Regions from separate parts of the Mus musculus genome. Here region 1 is linked to region 2. The links are chromatin loops, found by intact Hi-C in ENCODE. Cell type or tissue: left cerebral cortex. All regions are shown on one strand. Links, peaks and the distances in the headings refer to the core of each region. The heading gives the core; the rest is flanking DNA.

Region 1 (9,188 bases), core at 1-8,000, 86 kb before region 2:
CAAAAAAACAAAAAAACAAAAAAAAAAACGCCAACAATCTTGAAATAATCACATCTCTGCCTGCTTAAAATTTCCCACCTTTCATTTCATGAGCAGTGCAATAAAGCCCTAAGAAATATATAAGGTACCCAGGGGTCTAGCCCTTGCTAGTTTCCAGATCTACCTCCCAAGTTCTGTCACATGCTTTCAGGACAGACTCCAGACCTTCTCTGAACCACTGCTGTTCTCTCACTTGTTCTTGCAGTTCCTATACAACACTTCTCTATCAAACCTTGCTAGACAGCCATGAGTATGGGATAGGGATCTCTGTGGCTTGAGATCATCAGTTTTAAGGTATTCATTCATTCAGAGGGCAGCGCCTCTACCACCTTAATGCCAAGCATGGAGTACGGTGGTGGTGAAAAGGGAGTGAATGAAATTGCCCTCCAAACATTGCTCTGAGTCATCATGACCTACAGGAAATACTGGGGAAATACCCCTTTGACTTGGGTGGGGAGGACAGCTAATCTTATGATATCAAGAGAATATCTTCCAAGCTAAGAAGTCTAACAATGCTAAAGACTTCAAAAATCTCCAAACCATTCCCTTACCCTAGCGCAGTGGTCCTCAACCTTTCTATTGCTGGAACTCTTTAATACAGTTTCTCATGTTATGGTGAATCCAAATTATAAGATAATTTTTGTTGCTACTTCATGAGTCTAATTCTTCTATTGTTATTCATTGTATGGTGAAGAGCTGATATGTAGGATAGCTTATATGCAACACATGTGTAAGGGTCATTTAACCCTTGAAACACACAGGTTGAGAACTACTGCCCTAGAACAAGGAGTCATAAAGTAGACTGCCTTCTGAAGAGTTTATATGATAAACATCACAAGGAAAATGTGAAGGAATACTTACTCTATTAAAAAATGTGTCAACAGTTGTTTCCCCTCACCCATTGTATCAAAATGATTGTCCCATTATTTTGAGGGTAGAGTATGTATGTATACTGCATATAGATGATGTTTAGCATTGTGAGACAATTTCAACAAGAAACAGGTATTATAATCATGTAATCCTGGAGTCATGAAATGATGTGAATACTAAACACAAAAGTAGTTTACAATTTCAAATAGTCATTAATGTCAAAAGATAATTAATGGCTTATACTGAAATTGACATTTTGACAAGCCTCATCTGAACTACTAGAGTATTCTTGCTAAAAGCCTAAGTTCTCTGACAATCAAGTCCATGAAGAGGCCACTTTGTAATGCTGATTTTACAAAGAAAACCCTACATGGTGCATCCATTCCATTCTTAAGAGCTGAAGGGAAGCCATTAAAATGTTTCCCTTACTGATGATGAAAAATGTATTTATGAAATCCCTCTGTTAGTATCTCCAAATAAGTGGACCTCTTTCATAGTTTTCGCCTCTTATACTCACTGCTTTGCAGACTTGGCTCTGAGGAAATGCACAAGATGCATGGTGAAGAGCAAATCAAAACGGCCCAAACTCTGCTGACTCAGATGTGTTTTTAAAGTCTCAACAAATAATATCTCACTGCATGCTAAATGGTTACCGCCCTTCCCTTATGGTTTGGCAATCCTATACTTATCTATAGTGCTACCGCAGTGAAATTACAGGTTCCTATGAAAGGGCATTAACAGTAATAACATACTTTATGGTGATATTTATTTGTGGACCTCTTAAACATGTTTTAACACTTAGGAATTATCACAGTTAAGTCAAACTTCCATAAAGAAAACAAAAAGCCTTGATTTCCCTTGTATATCAGTGTGCACTGAGTAGTATTTCATCGTATATCAAACAAAATGTTGAAGAAGTTATTTTTAAGATAATAGCTTCCTCTGCTCTGAGGAATTGACTATCAAAATATATTGTGTAGTAATGTGCTATAAAACCTTAAAATAAATTTTAATAATTGTGATATCAACTAAAATAAATTTCACTGTATAGAGATATTTATTATACACATATATATGCACATACACAAAATCATGATTTCATCATGTCCTGTACAAGAGGTGCTCTTAGAACTGTTGATTAAACTAAACAAAACTGACATGAACCTAACATAAATCCCAAGTTGAAATTTCTGAGCTGTGTAACAACCAAACATTATCAGTGAAAAGAAAATAAACAGAAGGGAGTCCTAAGTTGCTGGCACAGAGCCAGTATCGGGCAGTGCTTGTACACTGTCCAAACAGAGGGTCTCTCCATCCTAGATGTGGCTTCTTCCCATTTCTATTAAAGAAAAGCCAAATGAAATCTGGAGCTGTGGCCACTGTATGACATCCATCAACTGAAGGGACAGCAATTCTTGGTTTTCTAAATACCATATCCTCAGTATATCAAAAGTGGCCTTCAGATTTGGATAACCTTAAGTTTTGTCAAGTATAATCTCTGTAATATGGATCACAAACAGAATGGAAATGTTGCTACCCAATTTCTTGGGACTGTTCATAACCCAGTCAGAGAAGAACTTCACATGAATGAAGAACCGAGCTCAATCCCAAGCTCCTAGGTGAAAAGGCGGGCAGAGTGACACAAGATTGTAATCCCAGTGCTGAGAAGGTAGAGTCAGGGAAAGCCCTTGGGTTCACTGGCAAGTCTGTCTAACATAACTGGTGAGATTCAGGCCAATGAGAGACATGACTCAAGAGATGATAGCTTATACTGCACTCTATGGTCATACAAACATGCATACGCGCACATACACACACACACACACACTAACAGGTACACGTTAGGCATAATCTTTTTTCTTAAATCTCTATGAAAGTGTAAAGTTCAAACATTTCTACAAATCAAAGGTTTTTAGGAATTAATTCCACTAATATGTCAATCATAAATTCTGTATAAATATATCACCACTTGTTTTGAAACAACTTATTTCATAAATGTTATCATTACACCTTCAAGTTAATGCATTTATTTTCCATGAAAGTAAAAAAAATTACTTGAAATTTTCATGGTAAAATTATCTTCTGTGTTAGACCAATTCCAATGTCTTTCCATTTTTTTACTTACTGAAAACTTAAAAAAATAAAAAGTACTTAAATTATTATTAAACTTGTTTTGGTTTCTCAGTAACATAATCTAAATAATTAAAATGTTAATTAATATAATCCAAAACCAAGACCATAATAGTAGACACATAGAAGTCAGCTTTTAGGAGTCTTTTATAACCCTAAGCTTGATGGGATAGGTTAAATTCTAAGGCACTGAAGGAGATCTGATGTAAGAGCATGGCTTTCATCTAAGTATCTAACAAGCCCATGCTACGTGAGGCTATCTATCCCCTATGCTAACTTCTCAAGCAAATGGCATAGATACAGGCTATAGTCACAAAAGTGCACCCAGCAGAAATAAACTCACTGTCCTTTACAGTGAGGATCCCAGCACTTCGAGGAATGTAAACATGTAAACAACAGTAAGGGCAGCTAACATGTCCTCAAAGCACAGCATATATTCCTCAACAGACTAACCCATTACATTATGTGTCACACTGACAGACTCCAAGTTGTAGCACTGAAGTCATGCAGAGACACCAAAGGGCTTGCCTACTAAGCAGTAGATCTGCAGCCTGAGTCCAGGCCATGGGAATCCAGGGCCCACTGCCCTGGTCACTAGGCGGCACTGCCTAGTCCAGTGGAGAAAAGGGTTTTACTCTTTGAAAATTAAAGTCCAGAAGGAAGTTTATAATCACTGACTAGTACTTAGCTAAATGTCAGTTCCTATAAATAGTAGGAACTAAACTCTTAAAAACACACCTATTCTTAAAGCAACTGATTATGAAATCATTTGGAGGGCAGAAATGAGTATGTTCTTAACAAATTTCACAGCCATTATAATACATTTCCTTTCCAAATCAGCCTAAGAACATTTGTAAAGCACACTACAATTTATTAGGTGGGTTATAAAAACGGGAAATTTTTGAAACACTTTGATAAGTGAAAAATTTTGAAGTTTCTTACTACTTAGTGGGAAAACCACACAAGAGATATTCATTCTCCTGAAAACTTGCCTTTACAGACACATTGACATTTAGGTTCCTCAATAGGCTTTCATAAAAGCCTCACATGTATGTCAAGTGACATTCTGATTTTGTAAGTAATAAGAAAATAGATCCAGACCGATAAGCTAGATTTATAGATGAAGTAACAAAAGGCACCACAAATATTCATTCTAAAGAAGAAAGCCCTTCCTTCTCTCCCAACCACCGGGGGGAGCTCTCCTGCAGAAGCACTTGTCTTTCCTCAGCCTTGAGCTCTAGACCGGCTGAAAAAGGAACATCAGGAAGACTAAGGCTGAGCCTTGCCCCCTACCCACAGCATAGGGCAGGTTGAGAACATATTCGACACTTATGATACTTCAGTGTGCTGACTCATTGGTGTGTGTGTGGGGGGGGGGGGGTGAGTCAGCTGAGGACCCATGAGCGCTGCTCTTTTCATTCATTCACACTACAGGATCAGAGCAGACGAAGCTCCACGGAGCACTTCAAATACAAAGCGCTTAATTCTTGCCTAGGTCTTCCAACTTAAATTCTAATTTAAAAATCCTATTAGATTGAGGGTTTGGTTTTTTGACAATGTAGGATAAGAGAACAATGTCCTAATTGTCAATTGAATATAGCTTCAGTGGCTAAAACTCTAGTTTCATATCCCCATGGTAACTCACTTTTTTAATGCATTGCTTATATTATTTCTTTTTAAAGTTAGATATTTTAACTGACTTGCTCATTTTTAAAAAGAATAATGTAACTGTGATGAGCATGTTAGACTTACTCAATATTACAACGGCAAAAAGTAAATACAATATAATTCCTGGACTTTTAAAAAAATTCAGTCAACAAATGTTTTCAGAGCACCTATTACACAGGCACTGCACTTGCGGTCAGCTTTTCTTGGAGAAAATAACAGACCAATCTTAGGAATGTTCTATTAAGTACACTTATGAAGTATAACTTTTTTCAGGAAATTAAAAAAATATATATCTATTGCTCCGTAGCATATTTGGCTGTTGCAAGTCTGATTCACAGTTGCAAGTATATTTTGTTCTCTATTCAATCAGCTTCATTTTATTGTACAAAAATGCTTATTTCCTTTAAAGCACTGAATGACAACACACCTTTTAAAACAAAACAAACACAACAAAAATCTCTTCCTGTTTTCCCAAAGTCTGCCCATATTCATTCCCTTCTCCTGCATAGGCACATGTGTCCGTGCAAAGATCCGCTGAGTACCCTCTCACCTGAAGAAGAGTTTGGAGATAAAGCTGGCTTTCTCCAAAGGCGACTTCTGCATGATGTCTCCGTGAGGCAATGAGGTCTGTGTTCGGCTAAATTCAGGTTGGACTCGACATCTGGATATCCAGGACCAGGTCAATGCTTTTGGCTCGTCCCTTTTACTCAGACCTGAGGTGATGTCATTTGCTTCCAATTCCCCCCACCCACTCGGGTCCCACACACCTCCCCTTCCTCAGCCTTCTTCCCCACGCCTCCGCCGCCCAGGTTAAAGCCAGCGCTGCCTAGCCCAGCCTCACAGTCGCTGCTCTCCACGCCCCGCGCCCGCGCCCGCCCCGCGCGCTCCTTGCGCTCCTTCCTCCAGCGCGCCCCGCGCCCGCCCGCCCGCCCGCCGGCGCCACCTTTTCCCTGGCCCTCGGCCTTAGCGCCCGCCCTCCAGATCCCCCCGCGTGCCTACCTTCAGGCAGCCACAGCAACACCGGCTCAGACTGCGGGCCCGACCCTGGGCCCGGGTAAACCGTGGCCAATCTGCGGGACTTAGAACCCTTTTTTCGTGGAAATAAAGACCACTCACTGATCTCCTTGGCTTCCTGGAACCTTTCTCTTCCTTCTCCCTTTCCCTCTCCCTCGTCCTCTCCCCCTTCCTCTTCTCCTCTTTCTCCTTTATCTCTTTCTCCCCCGTCTGTTCCTCTCTCTTTTCTTCCCATTCCTCCCCTGCCTTCATCTCTTTCCTCTTCATCTCTTCCTCTTCCTCCTCCACCTTCATCTCTTTCTCCTTCATTTCGCTCTCCTCTTTCCTCTCTTTCTTCCTCTTTTCTTCCCCTTCCTCTTTCCCTTTCACTCCTCTCTCCTCGTTTTTCTTCTCTTTCACTCCCTCTTTCTCCTGTCTCCTTAGCTCCTGGCTTAGTTACAGATAACTTTTCAAGATCCATTTTGAAAAGGAGATGAAAATGTGGCTCTTTTGTATCAAAGAACACTCAGGAAGCAGCAAGTTCCACAGTACTCTGAGGTGTCCACCTCAGTAAGCCCTTCAAGAGCTGGACAAGACCTAAGCTCTGTTGACTGAAGGCTCTAGAGTAGCCATAGTGGCACAAATACCTATGAGGTATATGTGTGTCATACACATATGTCACAATTCCCTGATATGTCATAATTACAGCAAAGGTCCTACCAAGGAAAGGGAAGCTACTACTTTCCCTTATGAGGTACATGTGTGTCGTACATATATGTCACAATGCCCTGCTGTGTCATAATTACAGCCAAAGTCCTCAAGGACAAAGAGAGCAAAGAGGGCCCTTTACCTCCGGGCCCTGCTCAGTGTGCAGTGTGGTATTTCATGTGTGTGTGCTAAAAAACAACAGGTGGACAGTCTAAACTAAATGACCCTCCTTTCCTTTCCCTAGTCTGCTAAGCAAAATATCTTGACTGAGACACTAAAAGGGCCTCTGAGTCACTGAAGCAAAAGTGTCCTAGTCACTCAAGCTCACAGAGAGAAAAACCTGAGTCTTTAGCTCCCTGGAGGCTTTGGAAGTTTCCCAAGCTGTGCACCTTCCTTCCAAGGTTTTTGGTGTGAGAAATGTGTGTCCAACACAAAACCCTGCTGGGTTGTAAAGAGTCAACACTTAAATATCTAAACCCTGTTTTGCCAAAGCAAGTTAAAATAGAGTTGAATTTTTTTTTTCTTTATTGAAAATTGAACGTTCTTTCTATCCCGGCAGTGGTGACGCACATTTTCAATCCCAGAACTCAACACTCAGGAGTCATAGGCAAGCAGATCTCTGAGTTCGAGGCCAGTCTGGTCTACAGAGCAAATTCCAGGACAACCATGGCAACACAAAGAAACTACGTCTTGAAAAACCAAAATCTGTCGCCATCTTGGTTCCGGGACTCAGCAGAACTTAGGAAATTAGTCTGAACAGGTTAGAGGGTGCGCCAGAGAACCTGACAGCTTCTGGGACGGGCAGAAGCACAGAGCCGCTGAGGCAGCAGCCTGGGCGGGCCGCAGACAACCGGCCACCATCCGGACCAGAGGACAGGTGTCCGCCTGGCTTGGGAGGCGACCTCAGCCTCAGCAGCAGCGGTCGCCATCTGGGTTCCGGGACTCCGCGGGACCTAGGAAATTAGTCTGAACAGGTTAGAGGGTGCACCAGAGAACCGGACAGCTTCTGGGACGGGCGGAAGCACAGAGCCGCTGAGGCAGCAGCCGGGGCGGGCCGCAGATAACCGGCCACCATCCGGACCAGAGGACAGGTGTCCGCCTGGCTTGGGAGGCGACCTCAGCCTCAGCAGCAGCGGTCGCCATCTTGGTTCCGGGACTCAGCAGAATTTAGGAAATTAGTCTGAACAGGTTAGAGGGTGTGCCAGAGAACCGGACAGCTTCTGGAACGGGCAGAAGCACAGAGCCGCTGAGGCAGCAGCCTGGGCGGGCCGCAGATAACCGGCCACCATCCGGACCAGAGGACAGGTGTCCGCCTGGCTCGGGAGACGGCCTCGGCCTCAGGAGCAGCGGTCACCATCTTGGTTCCAGGACTCCCTGGAACTTAGGATTTTAGTCTGCACAGGTGAGAGTCTGCACCACAGAAGCTGACAGCTTCTGGGAACTGCCAAAGCAACACAGTGTCTGAGAAAGGTCCTGTTTTGGGCCTTCTTCTTCGGCCAGGAGGAGGTCCAAATACAAGATATCTGCGCACCTTCCCTATAAGAGAGCTTGCCAGCAGAGAGTGCTCTGAGCACTGAAACTCAGAGGAGAGAATCTGTCTCCCAGGTCTGCTGAGAGACGGTAACAGAATCACCAGAAGAACAATCTCTAAACAGAGTCAACTATAACTACTAACTCCAGAGATTACCAGATGGCGAAAGGTAAACGGAGGAATCCTACTAACAGGAACCAAGACCACTCACCATCATCAGAACCCAGTACTCCCACTTCGCCCAGTCCAGGGCACCCCAACACACCCGAAAACCTAGACCTAGATTTAAAAGCATATCTCATGATGATGGTAGAGGACATCAAGAAGGACTTTAATAAATCACTTAAAGAAATACAGGAGAACACTGCTAAAGAGTTACAAGTCCTTAAAGAAAAACAGGAAAACACAATCAAACAGGTAGAAGTCCTTACAGAAAAAGAGGAAAAAACATACAAACAGGTGATGGAAATGAACAAAACCATACTAGACCTAAAAAGGGAAGTAGAAACAATAAAGAAAACTCAAAGTGAGGCAACACTGGAGATAGAAACCCTAGGAAAGAAATCTGGAACCATAGATTTGAGCATCAGCAACAGAATACAAGAGATGGAAGAGAGAATCTCAGGTGCAGAAGATTCCATAGAGAACATCGGCACAACAATCAAAGAAAATGGAAAATGCAAAAAGATCCTAACTCAAAATATCCAGGAAATCCAGGACACAATGAGAAGACCAAACCTACGGATAATAGGAGTGGATGAGAATGAAGATTTTCAACTTAAAGGGCCAGCAAACATCTTCAACAAAATTATTGAAGAAAACTTCCCAAATATAAAGAAAGAGATACCTATGAACATACAAGAAGCCTACAGAACTCCAAATAGACTGGACCAGAAAAGAAATTCCTCCCGACACATAATAATCAGAACAACAAATGCACTAAATAAAGATAGAATACTAAAAGCGGTAAGGGAAAAAGGTCAAGTAACATACAAAGGCAAGCCTATCAGAATTACACCAGATTTTTCACCAGAGACTATGAAAGCCAGAAGAGCCTGGACAGATGTTATACAGACACTAAAAGAACACAAATTCCAGCCCAGGCTACTATACCCTGCCAAACTCTCAATTACCATAGATGGAGAAACCAAAGTATTCCACGACAAAACCAAATTCTCACATTATCTCTCCACGAATCCAGCCCTTCAAAGGGTAATAACAGAAAAAAACCAATACAAGAACGGGAACA
Region 2 (10,511 bases), core at 1,108-9,107:
CCAGTCTCATCAACCAATTGTTCAATCTCCATAAGTTTGTATGTATTTAATAGTTCCTTTACTGATGGTTTCTAGTTTTAGTCCATTGTCAGCTATAACATAATAAGTTATTTAAGTTTTCCTGTATTTACTAAAAGTTGTTCTATACCCTACTGCAGGATAATTTTAATTTCAATAGGCTACTAAGAAAAATATGGTGTTTTGATGGAATGTTCTTTCTCTCTCTATTTCTGTGTGTGTGTGTGTGTGTGTGTGTGAGAGAGAGAGAGAGAGAGAGAGAGAGAGAGAGAGAGAGAGAGAGACTGACTTAACAGCAATGAATCCCTTTAGTTTGTGCTTATCATGGAAGTTTTTCTTCCTTCGGCTATAACACATGGCTTCCTGGGCTGGCCCTCAATGTTTCAATGCTTGGGATGCATCCGTATTATCCTGGCTCTTGGGTCCCTGTCTTTGAATCTTTTGTAACTCTGATATGTTCACCTCTGTCTGGAATTGGTTCTTCTGTCTTGCTTCTTTTTGTCCACTAGGCTTTGCATTTTAACTAGACTATAGGATGGGGTAGTTCTTTTCCTGTCTGGTCTGTTTGGTAGTATAATGCCTCCTGAGTCCTGGATGGTCAACTCATTCTCTTGGTCTGGTAACTTTTCTTATGTGTTCTTTATTGAATGTATTATTTATGCCTCTGATCTGATGTTCTCTTTGTTCATCCCCATGATTAATAAATTTTGTCTTTTAATGGTGTCTCATTGATTTAATATATTATTTTGTACATTCTTGTTTTATTTGATAGACATTTCAAAGTCTATCGTGGCTTGTTCTTCATCCCTGATACTCTGTCTTCCAAGTAACTCATGATATAAGAGAAGCTTTCTACTGTATCGGTTTTGGGGATTTTTGTTTTGCTTTGGTGATGGTGGTGGTGGTGGTGGTGGTGGTGGTTTGTGGCTGTCTTAGTTACTTTTCTATTTCTGTAAAGAGACATGATGACAGAGACAACTTATACAAGGAGTTTATTGTGGCTAACAGTTTTCAGATGAGTCTGTGATGATCATGGCAGGAGCATGGCAGCAGGCAGGCAGGCAGGCCAGCCTGGAGCTAAAGCAGTAGCTGAGAGCTTATATCTGATCCACCAACACAATTCAGAGAGAGACAGGAGGGAGAGAGTGCTAATTGGGAATGGCATAGGCTTTTGAAACTTCCATGCCCATCCCCCATGACATATCATCCTTCCCAAACAGTTACACTTACTGGGGACCAAACATTCTAGTAATTGAGACTGTGAAGGTCATTCTCATTGAGACCATTGGCTTAATGATGTTTGTATTTCTCGATGTTCAGTTTTATTTATCTTTTCTCTTTTAAATTCCTCTTTCATATCCCATATTGGCTTCCTTATTTCACTCAGCTCTTTATTTGTATTCTCTTTGAATTCATTTAAGAAATGATTTATATCCTCTATGATTTTTCTAAGCTGTCTTATACTTGTCCCTTTGACCTCTTTGTGTGAGGTTTCATCTGATCTGCTTCATTGAGTTCATGACTACGGGATTAGTATTTTTAGAGGCATCATACTTCCTTGATTTTAGTCATATTTCATAAAATTATGTTTTGGGGTTTGTTGTATATCTGGAGTTATTTAATTGGTCTGATTTTTGTATCAGTTTTATTCTCTCAGTGGAAGTATTTGTAATGTTCTAGTGGGACAAGGTATAGTACAATTAAGGAGCATAGTACAGAAGCTAGACCTTCAGTCTGTGTATTTAGGGAACAAGGTGTGATCACCTGCTCTGCTCTCAAACTAGTATATTACAGGAAGAGCCAACTGCAGTGTTAGGTGGACACATTATGTGAAGATTGTAGCAATCAGTTTAACAGTCGTTTAATTTCAGTGACTATGAGAGGGGTGCAGGAAGAGGATCGATCATGTTGTATACTAAGATATTGTTGACTAAGGGTAGACATTGACAGAAGCAGGGTGATTGAGGATAGGAATAGTGTTACAGTAACTGAGAACAAAGGTAAGGGAGTTAAAATAAATGGAAAGGAGAAATTGGAGTCAACAGGATTTGAAGTGTCAGCTACTACCACAGAGCTTAGGAATTACTAAACCTTTGGGCAGTTATGATTCAGAAGAAAGAAGAAGAAGATAAGAGTTGTACAGAGGGAGAATAGCAGTGAGTGAACAATAGAAACCTCCAAAATGAGCATAAAATATTGCCAGGTAATATAAAAACTAAAACAAGATCTTTAAGTGATATTTGTGCACAGGTGAAGTTAAAATATTGAAAACTAATGTAAAGAGACAAAGTGAAATTAAAAGTACAGTAGATTTGACACCAAACAGCGTTTCTTCCTCCAGGTTGGACTTTGCATTCCTTCCCTCCGTGTGACATTTCATGGAGTACATGATACTGAGGAGGGGAGGTACAGGGTGCAGCTGTGGTCCAAACATGTGAAAGCAGGTTTGTGAGTGTGCAGTGCCCAGGGGAATTTAAGCAAATGTTTGGATTGGGTTTCAGGCACAGCTCAGGTCAGCAGTGTAGTCTCTGTTCCTATGCTGCTGCTCGTGTAAGCGATGAACAGCCCTTCAGGGTGTCCTGCAAGCCGCACTTCAGCACCCACAGTGTGCAGCCCGCTGTCCATACCTGCACAGCTCCTGGTTCCAGTTAGACACAGCAGGTGTGCAGGGCAGGAGAGTGTGGAATTGATGCTCATGATTCCTGCTGACCTCACAAGAGAGAGGTGCATATGAGTGTAATCCTTCAACTGCAGGCTCCACAGCCTCCACTCATCACCTGCTTCCTGCCCATGGTTTATCCAGACCTTGGCAGCACCTCTGCAATTGGCCTTTCTCTGGCTGTTCAAGCAAGGAGATGGAGAGGGAGCAGGTTTCTAGCAGTTCCTAGTAACTCAAGCTAGAATATCTTTTTTAGGTTCTTCAGCCTTGAGGCACACAGATGGCATTGACCTTGCATCTCATTGCCCATAGTTAAGGTGAGGTCCAACCCATGGTCTGTCCAGCTAACTGTCCTTACAGTGGGAACAGGCATGAGAAGGATGAACAAACTTTCCTGGTATTCCCCACTGACCTCACAAAGTCCATCACAGCTGAGTGCCAGTCATGGCTCCCCCTTCCTCGTTCCGTAGCTCCTACTTCCCTGGAGAGCTATTACCTGCCATAATAAATTTGTTTTTAGCTGTTGTCTTGGGTGGGATGGAAACTATTGTTTATCATCTTGTATTTTACCAAGTTTCACTGATGGGTCTTCTAATCCATCATCTTACTAGGGAAGTATTCAAGCCCAGATTCTTGCTTCTTGAAATTCTCAGTGCTTTAGCAACACCAAACTTCAAGTTCTGTGGTTTGCACCATTGAGAAGACTGGCCAGTACTACGATATACCAGTGCCACCCAGGAATTAGGAATGGCCTCAAAGAAAAACTTTGGGGGAATATAATACTCAGTCCAACACCAGGGCCTTTGCTCACCATGGTCTGGAAGCCTTAGTTTCGCTTCTGTGCCTCCACATGGACCAGGTAGATTTCTTATCAATATAAGAGGAAGAGTGTGTGTGCGTATTTCAGAAACCCTAGTTTCTGACAGCTTTCCATCCCTGAAGTTCACCTCTCTAAGTTAATATTTTCTTTTTCCTAGAACATTAGTCACATATATCTGATGTATAGTTATGCGTCTTACATGCATACAGATTTGAAGATGTGGCAACACCATAACAGTTTAGCTCTGTAAGGGTCTATATCGTTAATGACAAACAGAGATGGAGGAATATCACGTGCCAGCAGAACTCTCATCTCAAACTGGAAGCCAGTGCATGCATATGGCCAGGCACAAGGTTTGTAACAGTCTCCATGAAACTTACATGATTCTCACAAGAATACTGTGAGCAAGTACTTTCCCTAGTTAACCAGAGGACCTCTCACAATGCCCCACTACTGAAAGGTTCCACAGATCTTCCTTGGAGATAGAGACCATCTTGCAATACTTCAATATGTTTTAGTGAATACTAAATTTACATCCAGACTACAACAACCTTCCAACATATTGTTATTGTAGCACCCACCCCCCAGCGCCCGGCCACTGCACAGTGTTGATCTAAAGGCGCTCCACTCCTGCAGTAGATGCCTGGTTCCTAGCACTTCATCATTGCCCAAATCATGCTGTTTCATTAGTCTTCTGGCTACACTTGTAAATACATACTTAAATGTCCATAAAATATGTTCCTGAAGGTAAACCAACCATTTAATTTGTAATACAACGTGATAGGTACATCATCAGGAATGAATGTTCCCATAAAGTTGAGTTTTGTTGCCCTCTAGTGGAAATCTTATTGAAATAGAGTAGCGAGAAAGTCAGACTTGTCAAGTTTGAGAAAAATTTTGTATGATACAATGCACACAGGCTAGCTTTGAAACTAGGCTAGCTGACTTACTGCATATACTCTGACTCTGAAGTTGGCTGACCTCCAGGACTATATTAGAGCACTGAATTCTAATTTCCTTCCACAGAACAGCTTTTTCATTTATGTCTCATCTGTGGAAATTTTCACACTGTAATAATTTGAATGCTACAACCATGGCACATGTATGAGTGCTCACAAAGATTAAGGGATTTGCTCTGTTGTCTTCCACAGAAAGAGTGGTGAACTCTGACCTGAGCCATTAAATTATGTTGCTTTGAATAAAGCAATTAGCCACTGGCTTCCAGTTATGAAGGGGTTAACAAAATTGTAATGTTAAGATTATATTAGCTTTGCACTTGGTAAATCCAAACAATGAGCTCAGAAACTATTGGAAATAATAGAAATAAAATGACATCACTTTCTAATGCTAATATGCAAAATCCACATGATTTTCAGTTTACAAGCTGACTATCTTGAAAAAACAGTATTGTCATAGATCCCACTCTAGAGAGCAAATGTAAATGTCTAGAAAAAAGAAAAATGAAGGCCCTAAATCAAGACAATTTTAAGCTGTATTGCATAAGACTGAATAAAGAGACTCATTTCTTTGCTAAGATGAGAGCACTTACAAGGGATTTCATATAATTTTTTGAAATTAACTTGTCGATTCAAAGGACCAAGGGAATTGTGTCGACCTTATGAAAAATTCTAGTTTCTAGAAGAAAAATCAGACTAATACCAATACCTTGGGCAAAAATAGCTTTATAATCTCAACATACTAAGGTGAAGCTATGCCTTGATACACCACAGCAAATTTAAATAACAAATGACTAAAATATTTTAATATTCTATTTAAAACAATGAATAAAAAATTTTAAAAATCATTAGCTTTTTCTTTATTTACATTTCAAATGTTATCTCCTTTCCTAGTTTCCCCACCAGAAATCCCCTATCCTCTCCTCCCTTCCCCTTCTCCCAACCCACCCACTCCCCCTGCCTGGCCCTGGCATTCCCCTAACTGGGGCATAGAACCTTCACAGGACCAAGGGCCTCTCCTCTCATTGATGACTGACTAGGCCATCCACAGCTACATATGCAGCTAGAGCCATGAGTCCCTCCGTGTGTTTTCTTTGATCGGTGGTTTAGTCCCAGAGAACTCTGGGGGTACTGGTTAGTTCATATTGTTGTTCCTCCTAGGGAGCTGCAAACCCCTTCAGCTCCATGGTTATTTTCTCTAGCTCCTTCATTGGGGACCCTGAGCTTCCTCTAATAGATGACTGTGAATATCCACTTCTGTATTTGTCAGGCACTGGCAGAGCCTCTCAGTAGACAGCTATATCAGGCTCCTGTCAGCAAGCTTTTGTTGGCATCTGCTACTTTTTGGGTTTGGTGGTTGTTTATGGGATAGATCCCCAGGTGGGGAAGTTTCTTGATGGTCCGTCCTTCAGTTTCTGCTCCAAACTTTGTCTCTGTAACTCCTTCCATGGATATTTTGTTCCCCATTCTACGAAGAAATAAAATATCCACACTTTGGTCTTCCTTCTTGTTGCATTTCATGTGTATTGCAAATTGTGTCTTGGGTATTCTGATATTCTGGTCTAATATCCACTTAAGAGTGAGTGCATATCATGTGTGTTCTTTTGTGATTGGGTTACCTCACTTACAATGATACCTTCCAAATCCATCTTTTGTCTAAGAAATTCATGAATTCATTGTTTTTAATAGCTTAGTAGTACTCCATTGTGTAAATGTACAGCATGTTCTGTATCCATTCCTCTGTTGAGGGACATCTTGGTTCGTTCCAGCTTCTGGCTCGATTATAAATAAGGCTGCTATGAACATAGTGGAGCATGTGTCCTTATTACAAGTTGGAACATCTTCTGGGTATATGCCCAGGAGAGGTATTACTGGATCTTTCGGTAGTACTATGTCCAATTTTCTGAGGAACCACCCAACTGATTTCCAGAGTGATTGTACCAGCTTGCAATCCCACCAGTAATGCAAGAGTGTTCCTCTTTCTCCACATCCTTGTCAGCATCTGCTGTCACCTGAGTTTTTGGTCTTAGCCATTCTGACAGGTATGAGGTAGAAGCTCAGGGTTGTTTTGATTTGCATTTCCCTGACGATTAAGAATGTTGAACATTTTTTAGGTGCTTCTCGGCCATTTTCTATTCCTCAGTTGAGAATTCTTTATTTAGCTCTGTACCCCATTTTTAACAGGGTTATTTGGTTTTCTGGAGTCCGCATTCTTGAGTTCTTTATATATATTGGATATTAGCCCCCAATCGGATTTAGGATTGGTAAAGATATTTTCCCAATCTGTTGTAGGCCTTTTTGTCTTAATGACAGTGTCTTTGCCTTACAGAGGCTTTGCTATTTTATGAGGTCCCATTTGTTAATTCTTGATATTACAGTACAAGCCATTGGTGTTCTCTTCAGAAATTTTTCTCAGGTGCCCCTGTGTTGGAGGCTCTTCCCCACTTTCTCCTCTATAAGTTTCAATGTCTCTGGTTTTATGTGGAGTTCCTTGATCCACTTAGACTTGACCTTTGTACTAGGAGATAAGAATGAATCAATTCGAATTCTTCTACATGATAACCGCCAGTTGAGCCAGCACCATTTCTTGAAAATGCTGTCTTCTTTCCGCTGGATGGTTTTAGCACCTTTGTCAAAGATCAAGTGACCATGGGAGTGTAGGTTTATTTCTTGGTCTTCAGTTTAGTTCTATTCCATTGATCTACCTTCTGTCACTGTACCAGTACCATGCAGTTTTTTATCACAAGTGCTCTGTATTACAGCTTGAGGTCTGGGATGGTGATTCCACCAGAGGTTCTTTTATTGTTGAGAATAGTTTTTGTTATCCTAGGTTTTTTCTTATTCCAGATGAATTTGCAAATTGCCCTTACTAATTCGTTGAAAAATAGAGTTGGAATTTTGATGGGGATTGCATTGAATTTGTAGATTGCTTTTGGCAAGATAGCCATTTTTACTATATTAATCCTGCCAATCCATGAACATGGGAGATCTTTCCATCTTCTGAGATCTTCAGTTTCTTTCTTCAGAGACTTGAAGTTCTTATCATACAGATCTTTCACTTCCTGAGTTAGAGTCACGCCAAGGTATTTTATATTATTTGGGACTATTGAGAAGGGTGTTGTTTCCCTAATTTCTTTCTCAGCCTGTTTATCCTTTGTATAGAGAAAGGCCATTGACTTGTTTGAGTTAATTTTATATCCAGCTACTTCACTGAAGCTGTTTTTCAGATTTAGGAGTTCTCTGGTGGAATTTTTAGGGTCACTTATATACGCTATCATATCATCTGCAAATAGTGATATTTTGACTTCTTCCTTTCCAATTGGTATCCCCTCGATCTCCTTTTGTTGTCGAATTGCTTTGGCTAGGACTTCAAGTACTATATTGAATAGGTAGGGAGAAAGTGGGCATCCTTGTCTAGTCCCTGATTTTAGTGGGATTGCTTCAAGTTTCTCTCCATTCAGTTTGATGTTGGCTACTGGTTTGTTGTATGTTGCTTTTATTATGTTTAGGTATGGGCCTTGAATTCCTGATCTTTCCAAGACGTTTTATCATGAATGGGTGTTGGATTTTGTCAAATGCGTTCTCAGCATCTAATGAGATAATCATGTGGTTTTTGTCTTTGAGTTTGTCTATTTAGTGGATTATGTTGATGGATTTCCATATATTGAACCATCCCTGCATCCCTGGGATGAAACCTACTTAATTAGGATGGATGATCGTTTTGATGTGTTCTTGGATTCTGTTTTCAAGGATTTTATTGAGTATTTTTGCATCGATATTCATAAGGGAAATTGGTCTGAAGTTCGCTTTCTTTGTTGGATCTTTGTGTGGTTTAGGTATCAGAGTAATTGTGGCTTCATAGAATGAATTGGGTAGAGTACCTTCTGTTTCTGTTTTGTGGAATAGTTTGAGGAGAATTGGAACTAGGTCTTCTTTGAAAGTCTGATAAAACTCTGCACTAAACCCATCTGGTCCTGGGCTTTTTTTTTTTTTTGGTCAGAAGACTATTAATAACTGTTTCTATTTCTTTAGGGGATATGGGACTGTTTAGATTGCTAATCTGATCCTGATTTAACTTTGGTACTTAGTATCTGTCTAGAAAATTGTCTGTTTCATCCAGGTTTTCCAGTTTTGTTGTGTATAGGTTTTTGTAGTAGGATCTGATGATGTTTTGGATTTCCTCCGGTTCTGTTGTTATGTCTCCCTTTTCATTTCTGATTGTGTTAATTAGGATACTGTCCCTGTGCCCTCTAGTTAGTCTGCCTAAGGGTTTATCTATCTTGTTGATTTTCTCAAAAAAAAAAACAAAAAACAAAAAAAAAACACAGCTCCTGGATAGGTTGATTCTTTGTATAATTCTTTTTTTGTTTCTATTTGGTTGACTTCAGCCCTTTGTTTGATACTTTCCTCTTGGGTGAATTTGCTTCATTTTTTTCTAGAACTTTTAGGTGTACTGTCAAGATGCTAATGTATGCTCTCTCCAGATTGTTTTTGGAGGCACTCAGAGCTATAAGTTTTCCTCTTAGGACTACTTTCATTGTGTCCCATAAGTTTGGGTATGTTGTGGCTTCATTTTCAAAAGTCTTTAATTTCTTTCTTTATTTCTTCCTTGACTAAGTTATCATTGAGTAGAGAGTTGTTCAGCTTCCACATATATGTGTGCTTTCTATTATTTATGTTGTTATTGAAAATCAACCTTAGTCTGTGGTGATCTGGTAGAATGCATGGGATAATTTCAGTATTTTTATATCTGTTGAGGCCTGTTTTGTGACCCATTATATGGTCTATTTTGCAGAAGGTACCATGAGGTGCTGAGAAAAAGATATTTTCTTTTGTTTTAGGATAAAAAGTTCTATAGATATCTGTTAAACCCATTAGTTTCATAACTCCTGTTAGTTTCACTGTGTCTTTGTTTAGTTTTTGTTTCTAGAATCTGTCCATTGAAGGGAGAGGGGTGTTAAAGTCTCCCACTATTACTGTGTGCAGTGCAATGCGTGCTTTGAGCTTTACTAACATTTCTTTAATGAATGTGGATACCCTTGCATTTGGAGCATAGATATTCAGAATTGAGAGTTCATCTTGGAAGATTTTACCTTTGCTGAGTATGAAGTGCCCCTCCTTGTCTTTTTTAATAACTTTGGGTTGGAAGTCAATTTTATTCGATATTAGAATGGCTACTCTATCTTGTTTCTTCAGACTCTTTGCTTGGAAAATTGTTTTCCAGCCTTTTACTCTGAGGTAGTATCTGTCTTTGTTCCTGAGATGGGTTTCCTGTATGCAGCAAAATGTTGGGTCCTGTTTATGTAGCCAATCTGTTAGTCTATGTCTTTTTATTGGGGAATTGAGTCCATTGATAGTAAGAGATATTAAGGAAAAGTAATTGTTACTTCCTGTTATTTTTGTTGTTAGAGTTGGGATTCTGTTCTTGGGGCTATCTTCTTTTAGGTTTCTTGAAGGATTGCTTTCTTGCTTTTTCTAGGGTGTCATTTCCCTCCTTGTGTTGGAGTTTTCTCTTTATTATCCTTTGAAGGGCTGGATTCGTGGAGGATATTGTGTGAATTTGGTTTTGTCATGGAATACTTTGATTTCTCCATCTCTGGTAATTGAGAGTTTTGCTGGGCATAGTAGCCTGGGCTGGCATTTGTGTTCTCTTAGGGTCTCTATAACATCTGTCCAGGATCTTCTGGCTTTCATAGTCTCTGTTGAGAAGTCTGGTGTAATTCTGATAGGCCTTCCTTTATATGTTACTTGACCTTTCTCCCTTACTGCTTTTAATATTCTATCCTTATTTAGTGCATTCGTTGTTCTGATAATTATCTGTCGGTAGGAATTTTTTTTCTGGTCCAGTCTATTTGGAGTTCTGTAGGCTTCTTGTATGGTCATGGGCATCTCTTTCTTTAGGTTAGGGAAGTTTTCTTCTATAATGTTGTTGAAGATATTTACTGGCCCCTTAAGTTGAAAATCTTCATTCTCATCTATACCTATTATCCTTAAGGTTTGGTGTTCTCATTGTGTCCTTGATTTCCTGGATGTCTTGAGTTAGGATCTTTTTGCATTT

What was found. A loop is a pair of places that touch in the nucleus more often than their neighbours do. Peaks named below come from ENCODE experiments on the same cell type or tissue, not always from the same donor. Only the 100,000 strongest peaks of a DNase experiment are listed, where the experiment ranks them.
Region 1: a loop joins it to region 2, with 2.2 times the contacts of the local background. A loop is called at or near these places in 3 of 42 quality-filtered maps.

The regions. Positions count from the first base shown.
Region 1 is chr6:18,166,946-18,176,133 of GRCm38, reverse strand. Cftr (cystic fibrosis transmembrane conductance regulator) reads right to left here and starts at 5,447. Exons shown (of 27, transcript NM_021050.2): 1 at 5,258-5,447. The coding sequence starts at 5,310. RefSeq lists silencers at 5,006-5,246, 5,796-6,166 and promoters at 5,296-5,529, 5,296-6,432. In left cerebral cortex, for the core only: a CTCF peak has its summit at 4,213 (motif pointing right); DNase peaks (open chromatin) are centred at 4,248 and 5,464; H3K4me3 peaks cover 879 bases.
Region 2 is chr6:18,081,208-18,091,718 of GRCm38, reverse strand. The region is part of intron 4 of Asz1 (ankyrin repeat, SAM and basic leucine zipper domain containing 1); the gene reads left to right. Among named protein-coding and RNA genes, the nearest start is that of Asz1, 23 kb to the left of the region's middle. In left cerebral cortex, for the core only: a CTCF peak has its summit at 4,323 (motif pointing left); a DNase peak (open chromatin) is centred at 4,246.